Linked DNA regions of Homo sapiens: region 1 is linked to region 2. A link is an interaction called in ENCODE POLR2A ChIA-PET data of the cell type or tissue named here. Cell type or tissue: A673. All regions are shown on one strand. Each heading gives the region's core, and the rest is flanking DNA. Links, peaks and the distances in the headings are about the cores only.

Evidence for each region. Peaks named below come from ENCODE experiments on the same cell type or tissue, not always from the same donor. Only the 100,000 strongest peaks of a DNase experiment are listed, where the experiment ranks them.
Region 1: POLR2A ChIA-PET joins it to region 2 with 7 read pairs; 2 of 35 experiments call an interaction of 5 or more read pairs at or near these places.

What each region holds. Positions count from the first base shown.
Region 1 is chr19:48,770,928-48,775,171 of GRCh38, reverse strand. No RefSeq gene overlaps it. Among named protein-coding and RNA genes, the nearest start is that of FGF21, 18 kb to the right of the region's middle. In A673, for the core only: no CTCF peak of the experiment used is centred there; no DNase peak of the experiment used is centred there.
Region 2 is chr19:48,537,397-48,541,920 of GRCh38, reverse strand. No RefSeq gene overlaps it. Among named protein-coding and RNA genes, the nearest start is that of SULT2B1, 13 kb to the left of the region's middle. In A673, for the core only: no CTCF peak of the experiment used is centred there; a DNase peak (open chromatin) is centred at 2,130.

The sequences.
Region 1 (4,244 bases), core at 1-4,000, 230 kb before region 2:
GTCACTGCAGACTCTGCCTCATGGGCTCAAGCGATCCTCCATCCTCAGCCTTCTGAGTAGCTGGGACCACAGGTGTGCACCACCACGCCTGGCTAATTTTTAAATTATTAGTAGAGACTGGGCCTCACTATGTTGCGTAGGCTGGTCTCAAACTCTTGGGCTCAAGCAGTCCTCCTGCCTCAGCCTCCCAAAGTGCTGAGATTACAGGTGTGAGCCACTGTGCCTGGCCCCACATATGTGCGTGGTGTGTGTGTGTGTGTGTGTGTGTGTGTGTGTGTGTGTGTGTGTATATGTAATCCGTCCCCTGAGAGGATCCATTAGCAGACAAAATTCAAAAACAAAAGCAACGAGCCCTGTTAGTGTTTGGATCTTGGCTTCCCATTCTAAAAGGAACCAGGGCTCCTTGGAGAAACAGCTGATTCTAGAGCTGGTTTAGAGAAAGAAAAAAAATGAGCCTAGAACATTTTGCTGTACCAGAAATCAGGAACGACTCAAGTGTGACTAATGGAGGCCTGTCAAAAACGCATGGTTTCCAAGCCCTTGAGAGCTGATTAAAACAAACAAACAGGCTGGGCGCGGTGGCTCACATCTGCAATCCCAGCACTTTGCGAGGCTGAGGCAGGCAGATCACTTGAGGCCAGGAGTTCAAGACCAGCCTGGGGAACATGGTGAAACCCCGTCTCTACTAAAAATACAAAAATTAGCCAGGCGTGGTGGCGCATGCCTGGTAATCCCAGCTACTTGGGGGGCTGAAGTGGGAGGAAGGCTTGAGCCTGGGAGGCGGAGGTAGCAGTGAGCCGAATCACATCACTGCACTCCAGCCTGGGTGACAGAGCAAGACCCTGTCTCAAAAACAAACAAACAAACAAAGCACATAGCCACCAGCTTGAGGGGGCTCCCATTGGGAAAATAGAGGACTAAATACAGAGTACCCCAAAAAGTAAATAAAGAGCCGGGTACGGTGGCTCACGCCTATAATCCCAGCACTTTGGGAGGCTGAGGCAGGCAGATCACGAGGTCAGGGATTTGAGACCAGCCTGACCAACATGGTGAAACCTCGTCTCTACTAAAAATACAAAAAAATTAGCCGAGTGTGGTGGTGCACGCCTGTAGTCCCAGCTACTCAGGAGGCTGAGGCAGGAGAATCACTTGAACCCAGGAGGTGGAGGTTGCAGTGAGCCGAGATCGCGCCACTGCACTCTAGGCTGGGTGACAGATGGAGACTCTGTCTTGAAAGAAAAAAAAGTAAATAAAAAGAGCATCAAAATAAATGAGTTTGAACACCAAAAATAGAGAATGATATAACTGATTATAACTCATGGAATAAAATAGGAAACCATGAGTCCACACAGACATAAATAAATCCATTAATAACTGGAAGGGCCAGGCATGGCATCCTGCAGTGATGGCATTCTGTTCCCAGCTACTCAGGAGGCTGAGGTGGGAGGATCACTGAGTCCAGTGAGGTCAAGGCTGCAGTGAGCTGTGATTGCATCACTGCATTCCAGCCTGGGCAATAGAGCAAGACCCTGTCTCTAAAAAATATAATTAAAAAAATAATAACTTGAGCCAGGCACGGTGGTTCACACCTGTAATCCCAGCACTTTGGGAGGCCGAGGTGGTGGATCACTTGAGGTCAGGAGTTCGAGACCAGCCTGGGCAACATGATGAAACCCCGTCTCTACCAAAAAGACAAACAATTAGCTGGGTGTCATAGCGTGTGCCTGTGGTCCTAGCTACTTGGGAGGCTGAGGTGGGAGTCGCTTGAGGCTGGGAGACTGAAGTAGTGAGCCAAATTGTAGCACTGCACTCCAGCCCGGGCGACACAGCAAGACTCCATCTCAAAAAAAACAAAAAAAATGGCCCAGGCGCAGTGGGTCACGCCTGTAATCTCAGCACTTTGAGAGGCCAAGGCGGGTGGATCATGAGGTCAGGAGTTCGAGACCAGCCTGACCAACATGGTGAAACCCCATCTTTACTAAAAATACAAAAATTAGCTGGCTGTGGTGGCATGTACCTGTAATCCCAGCTACTCAGAAGGCTGAGGCAGGAGAATTGCTTGAACCCGGGAGGCAGAGGTTGCAGTGAGCCAAGATCGCGCCATTGCACTCAAGCCTGGGCGACAGAGTGAGACTCTGTCTGAAAAAAAAAAAAAAAAAAAAAAAGAAAACAAAAAATCCTGAAGATTTCCTGAGGAATGTGATATTAGTATAGTTTCAAAGCTCTCATTGCTTGGCAAGGACAAGTCCGGCTGATGCCACTTGCATCATGTGACTGAAGCAAATGTCATCAGAAACTGGAGAGGTGGACGCCGCGAGTGACCTGACTTCCAGTGAGAAACACACAACATGATCTCAGTCGTTGTGCTGCCAAAGAATCCGATCACGAGGAAACATCAAATAAATCCACATGGAGGGAGAGACGACTCGATAACCGGCCTGTAATGTTCCAAATGCCAAGGTCATGAACACCAGGGAAGACTGAGGAACTGTCCTTCCTGACTTTCAAAGAGACCTGCCCTCAGAAGCAGTGCATGACCCTGAACTGCATTCTTTTTTTGGCAGTGGGGAGAGCAGAGTCTCGCTTTGTTGCCCAGGCTGGAGTGCGGTGGTGCAATCATGGCTCACTACAACCTCCACCTCCCGGGTTCAAGAGATTCTCCTGCCTCAGCCTCCTGAGTAGCTGGGATTACAGATGCCCGCCACCACGCCCGGCTATTTTATTATTATTATTATTATTATTATTTTTGAGACAGAGTTTCACTCTTGTCATCTGGGCTGGAGTGCAGTGGCACGATCTCGGCTCACTGCAACCTCCTCCTCCAGGGTTCAAGTGATTCTCCTGCCTCAGCCTTCCGAGTAGCTGGGGTTACAGGCATCCATTTTTGGTAATTTTTGCATTTTTAGTAGAGACGGGGTTTTGCCATGTTGGCCAGAGTGGTCTCGAACTCCTGACTTCAGGTGATCCGCCCGCCTTGGCCTCCCAAAGTGTTGGGATTACAGGCGTGAGCCACCGCTCCCGGCTCTGAACTGCATTCTTTTGCCATAAAAAGCATCACTGGGACATGTGGCAAACATGAAGGAGGTCTGATGATTCCAGAGTAGTCGTGGGTCAAGGCTACTTTCCTGATTTTGGCGGCCCTGCTGTGGTTGTGTAGGAGAATGTCCTTGTTTGCAGAAAGTACACACTGGAGTATGTGTTAATGTAGTGATGGGGTTTCAAGGGCACATGTGACTTTCAAATGGTTCTGGAAAATAAGAATTGCTTGTACTGTACTTCCAAATTTTTAAATGTTTGTGACTGTTTCCAAGTTAAGAAAATTTATTTATTTATTTTTAGAGACAGGGTCTTGCTCTGTCACCTAGGCTGGAGTGCAATGGTGCAATCATAGCTCACTGCAGCCTCAAACTCCTGAATTCAGGCGACCCACCCACTTCAGCCTCCCAAGTAGCTGGGACTGTAGGTGTGTGCCACCATGCCCGGCACATTTTTGTATGTTTTTTTAGAGACGGTGTTTCACCATGTTACCCAGGCTGGTCTCGAACTCCTGGGCTCAAGGAATCGATCCTCCTGCCTCGGTCTCCCAAAGTGCTCGGATCACAAGGGTGTGCCACAGCGCCTGGCCCACTCTTGAAATTTTAACATGCATCCTTAAAGTGACCAAATCTAAATATAATCATTCTGTCATATTCCAGAATAACAAAAGATTTCAAAGCATTCTAATCCTGATCACCTGCCACCTGTTTTACAGGTTTTAATTGGTCTTTTTTTTTTTTTTAAGTTTTATTATGAAAAAACGGCGACTATGCAAACCAAATAGACCTCTAGGGAGTGGGCTGCAGGCAGCGGGTCTCTCACCTCCAAGAGGGTGTGGCCTAATGGAGTCTGGGACCTCTCTCTGAGGGGCCTGGAAATCTACTTCCGGAAGAGCAGAAAGTAACAGGAAGCTGGAGCCATTGCTGTCCCTGGCTCCTGGCAAGACGCAGTGTGGAACTAGGGTCTTGTGAGAAATCCCTACACCCCTCCTCCTGCCAGCCAGCGCCCTGCCAGGGCCCCGTGCTGCTGGTGCCAGCTGCCAAGGGGGTCACAGAGCTGGAGGGTCAGCTTTGTGGCAGAGACAGCGGCGAAGCTTCACCCAAACAAGTAGAGGAAAAATGGGCTCACCCTGAGTGTGTAACAAAGAGGAAATGCCCCACACGTTTCCCGGAGAAGGTCCTGGAACAAACAGCCGTGAAATCATCTCA
Region 2 (4,524 bases), core at 221-4,220:
GAGCAGAGAACATGGGGGAGGAGCTGGTGGCCCACACACCTAGTGTCAGTTAGAAAATGACCTTCAAAAATATTGACCGGGCACGGTGGGTCACGCCTGTAATCCCAGCACTTTGGGAGGCCGAGGCACGTGGATCGCCTGAGGTTAGGAGTTTGAGACTAGCCTGGCCAACATAGTGAAACCCTGCCTCTACTAAAAATACAAAAAATTAGCTGGGCGTGGTGACAGGTGCCTGTAATCCCAGCTACTCAGGAGGCTGAGGCAGGAGAATTGCTTGAACTCGGGAGGCAGAGGTTGCAGTGAGCCGAGATCGCGCCATTGCACTCCAGCCTGGGCAACAAGAGCGAAACTCCATCTCAAAAAAAAAAAAAAAATCAGCTGGGCACGGTGGCTCACGCCTGTAATCCCAGCACTTTGGGAGCCTGAGGCGGGCAGATCACGAGATCAGGAGATCGAGACCATCCTGGCTAACACGGTGAAACCCTATCTCTACTAAAAATAAAAAAAATTAGCTGGATATGGTGGCGGGCACCTGTAATCCCAGCTACTTGGGAGGCTGAGGCAGGAAAATGGCGTGAACCTGGGAAGAGGAGCTTGCAGTGAGCCGAGATCGCGCCACTGCACTCAAGCCTGGGTGACAGAGCAACACTCTGTATCCAAAAAAAAAAAAAAAAAAATATATATATATATATATATACATACATACATATTAGTAGCCCAGGTGTGGTGGCTAACGCCTGTAATCCCAGCACTTTGGGGGAGTGAGGTGGAAGAATCGGTTGAGCTCAGGAATTCAAGACCAGCCTGGACAACATAGTGAGACCTCATCTCTGTGTGTGTGTGTGTGTGTGTGTGTGTGTGTGTATAATTATATATATATATATATATATATATACACACACCTATATATACACACACACACACACACGCATATATATATATATATATGCGTGTGTGTGTGTGTGTGTATATATGTAGTCACAGAGTCTTTTTTTTTTCTTTTTTCTTTTTTTTTTTTTTTGAGACGGAGTCTCGCTCTGTCACCTAGGCTGGAGTGGAGTGTTTCCATCTCGGCTCACTGCAACCTCCGCCTCCCGGGTTCAAGCGATTCTCCTGCCTCAGCATCCCGAGTACCTGGGATAACAGGCACTCACCACCACACCAGGCTAAGTTTTGTATTTTTAGTGGAGACGGGGTTTCACCATGTTGGTCAGACTGGTCTGGAACTCCTGGCCTCAAGTGATCCGCCCGCCTCGGCCTCCCAAAGTGCTGGATTACAAGCATGAGCCACCACGCCCGGCCTGTCACAGAGTCTTAATAATGGTATGCAGCTGCCTTGCAGGGAGCACTTTCCAGGTAAACGTGTACATTGAGGGCCATGGAGAAGAATAAGGCCAATCGAGAGACAGTAGGCACAGGTGGGGAAGGGGTTAAGCTGAATCTCCACTTTAAACCAAGATGATGACATTGGAACAAGCCTTTGAAGGAGGTGAGGAAAGGAAAGAGTGTTCTGGACAGAGGAGACAGCACAAGTAAGGGTCTGGATGTGGGACTGTGCCTCTCAGCTGGCTGAATGGCAGGACCGTGAGAGCTGAGTCCCAGCTCGGTTTTCCTCTGTGCCTGGGGACTGATCTCTCACGCTGCCTCCTCCCATGCAAACTCTCTCCCAGCTGCAGGATCGACACGCCTCGCCAATGCATGGATAGGCACATTACACAAGCAGGGACAGCTCTGTCACTCCAAGATACACAGTCAGTTATTTTTGTTAATTGTTTGGGATGGAGTCTCGCTCTTTCATCCAGGCTGGAGTGCAGTGGTGCGATCTTGGCTCGCGGCAACCTCTGCCTCCCGGGTTCAAGCGATTCTCGTGTCTCAGCCTCTCGAGTAGCTGGGATTACAGGTGCCCGCCATCATGCCCCGCTAATTTTTGTATTTTTAGTAGGGAGGGGGTTTCACCATGTTGCCCAGGCTGGTCCTGAACTCCTGACCTCAAGTGATCCACCTGCCTCGGCCTCCTAAAGTGCTGGGATTACAGGTGCCCAGCCATCAGTTTTATTATATTTGTCAAACACTTGTGTAGAACATACTCAGTGCCTGGCACAGTGCCAAGAGATCTGCACAGCTACGCGTTTCAGCCTCATGATGATCCTATGAGTAGGCACTATTATTATCTCCATCTTTCCAATGAGAAAACCAACATACAGGGCACTGACGTCACTTGTCCAAGTCGAAGCTGGCAGAAGACCATGCTAGAACCCAGGGGCCTGGGCTTCTGCTGGAGGCATGAACTAGACTCAAGGATAAAACATTTTGCACCTTTCCTGGCTCATAATAAATGCTTAATAAGCAGTAGCTCTGGGCCGCTAGTCCCCACGTAGGACTGCGCGTAAGAATTTCCTGGGCAGTTTTGTTTTTTTTTTTTTTTTTTTTTTTGAGACAAAGTCTTGCCCTGTCACCCAGGCTGGAATGCAATGGCACAATCTCAGCTCACTGCAACCTCCGCCTCCCGGGTTCAAGCAATTCTCCTTCCTTAGCCTACTGAGTAACTGGGATTACAGGCACCCACCACCACGCCCAGCTAATTTTTGTATTTTTAGTAGGGACGGAGTTTCACCATGTTGGCCAGGCTGGTCTCTAACTCTTGACCTCATGATCCGCCCGCCTCGGCCTCCCAAAGTGCTGAGATTACAGACGTGAGCCACCACACCTGGCTCCTGGGCAATTTTTACTTTCATTTATTTTATTTTATTTTATTTATTTTTATTTTTATTTTTTTTGAGATGGAGCCTCACTCTGTCGCCCAGGCTGGAGTGTAGTGGCGTGATCTCGGCTCACTGCAACCTCTGCTTCCCAGGTTCAAGTGATTCTCCTGCCTCAGCCTCCTGAGTAGCTGGGACTACAGGCATAGGCCACCAAACGTGGCTATTTTTTGTACTTTTTGTATTTTTTAGTAGAGATGGGATTTCACCATATTGGCTAGGCTGGTCTTGAACTCCTGACCTCGCGATCTGCCCACCTTGGCCTCCCAAAGTGCTGGGATTACAGGCATGAACCACCGCACCCAGCCCTGTGCGGTTTTTAAAAGCCAGTCCCCAAGCTAAGGAAGTCGGAAGCTCTGTCTGTCTCCCCCATTGGTTTGGGGTGTCAGGAGGAGGGGCTTTGTCTACTCCCCTCAGCACCATAGACCCACAGCTCTCTCAACAAACTGGGAAGAATTCACATCATACATGTTGAGCCCAAACTTAATAAAGCCTCATTTAGGGCAGGCGAGGTGGCTCACGCCTGTAATCCCAGCACTTTGGGAGGCCAAGGTGGGAGGATCACCTGAGGTCAGAAGTTCGAGACCAGCCTGGCCAACAAGGTGAAACCCCATCTCCACCAAAAGTACAAAAATTAGCCAGGTGTGGTGGTGGTCACCTGTAATCCCAGCTACTTGGGAGCCTGAGGCAGGAGAATTGCTTGAACCCGGGAGGTGGAGGTTGCAGTGAGCCGAGAATGCACCACTGCACTCAGGCCTGGGCGACAGAGCAAAACTCTTATCTTAAAGAATAAATAAATAAACATTACAATGGCAAAGACTTGGAACCAACCCAAATGCCCAACAATGATAGACTGGATAAAGAAAATATGGCACATATACATTGTGGAATACTATGCAGTCATAAAAAAGAATGAGTTCATGTCCTTTGAAGGGAAATGGATGAAGCTGGTAGCCATCATTCTCAGCAAACTAACACAGAAACAGAAAACCAAACAACGCATGTTCTCACTCATAAGTGCGAGTCGAACAATGAGAACACATAGACACAGGGAGGGGAACATCACACACCGGGGCCTGTCGGTGGGGGGTGGGGGGCAAGGGGAGGGAGAGCATTAGGACAAATACCTAATGCATGCAGGGCTTAAAACCTACATGATGGGTTGATAGATAGAGCAAACCACCATGAAACATGTATACCTATGTAACAAACCTGCGTGTTCTGCACATGTATCCCAGAACTTCAATTAAAATAAAAATAAATAAATAAGAAAAATAACACAAGCTCAAAATAGAAAAGCTGAGAATTGCAAAACAATGGAGGAGGAGGGACATGCAGTCTCTCTGGAGGCCATGGGACAGGTCGGTTGACATTTAGATAAGGGCCCCCTTCGTTCCTGAATTTCCACATCTCCAAATCACGTGAACTCAGTGATGTTTACTGCAGTGTTGTTTATGTTTGTCATGGGAAAGAAGCTGGAAACAACCCAGATGCCGTGCATAAGGGAAAAATTAAATAAACCAAGATACAGTCATTCTTGCAATGCAATGCAGCCAATTAAAGTGATCAAACCGAGACCGGGTGCGGTGGTTCCCACCTGAAATCCTGGCACTTTGGGAGGCCAAGGTGGGAGGATCGCTTGAGGCCAGAAGTGGGAGACCAGCCTGGACAACATAGTGAGACCTCAAAATAAAAAAATTAGCCAGGCATGGTGGCATGCATCTGTAGTCCCAGCTACTTGGAGGCTGAGGTGGGAGGATGGCTT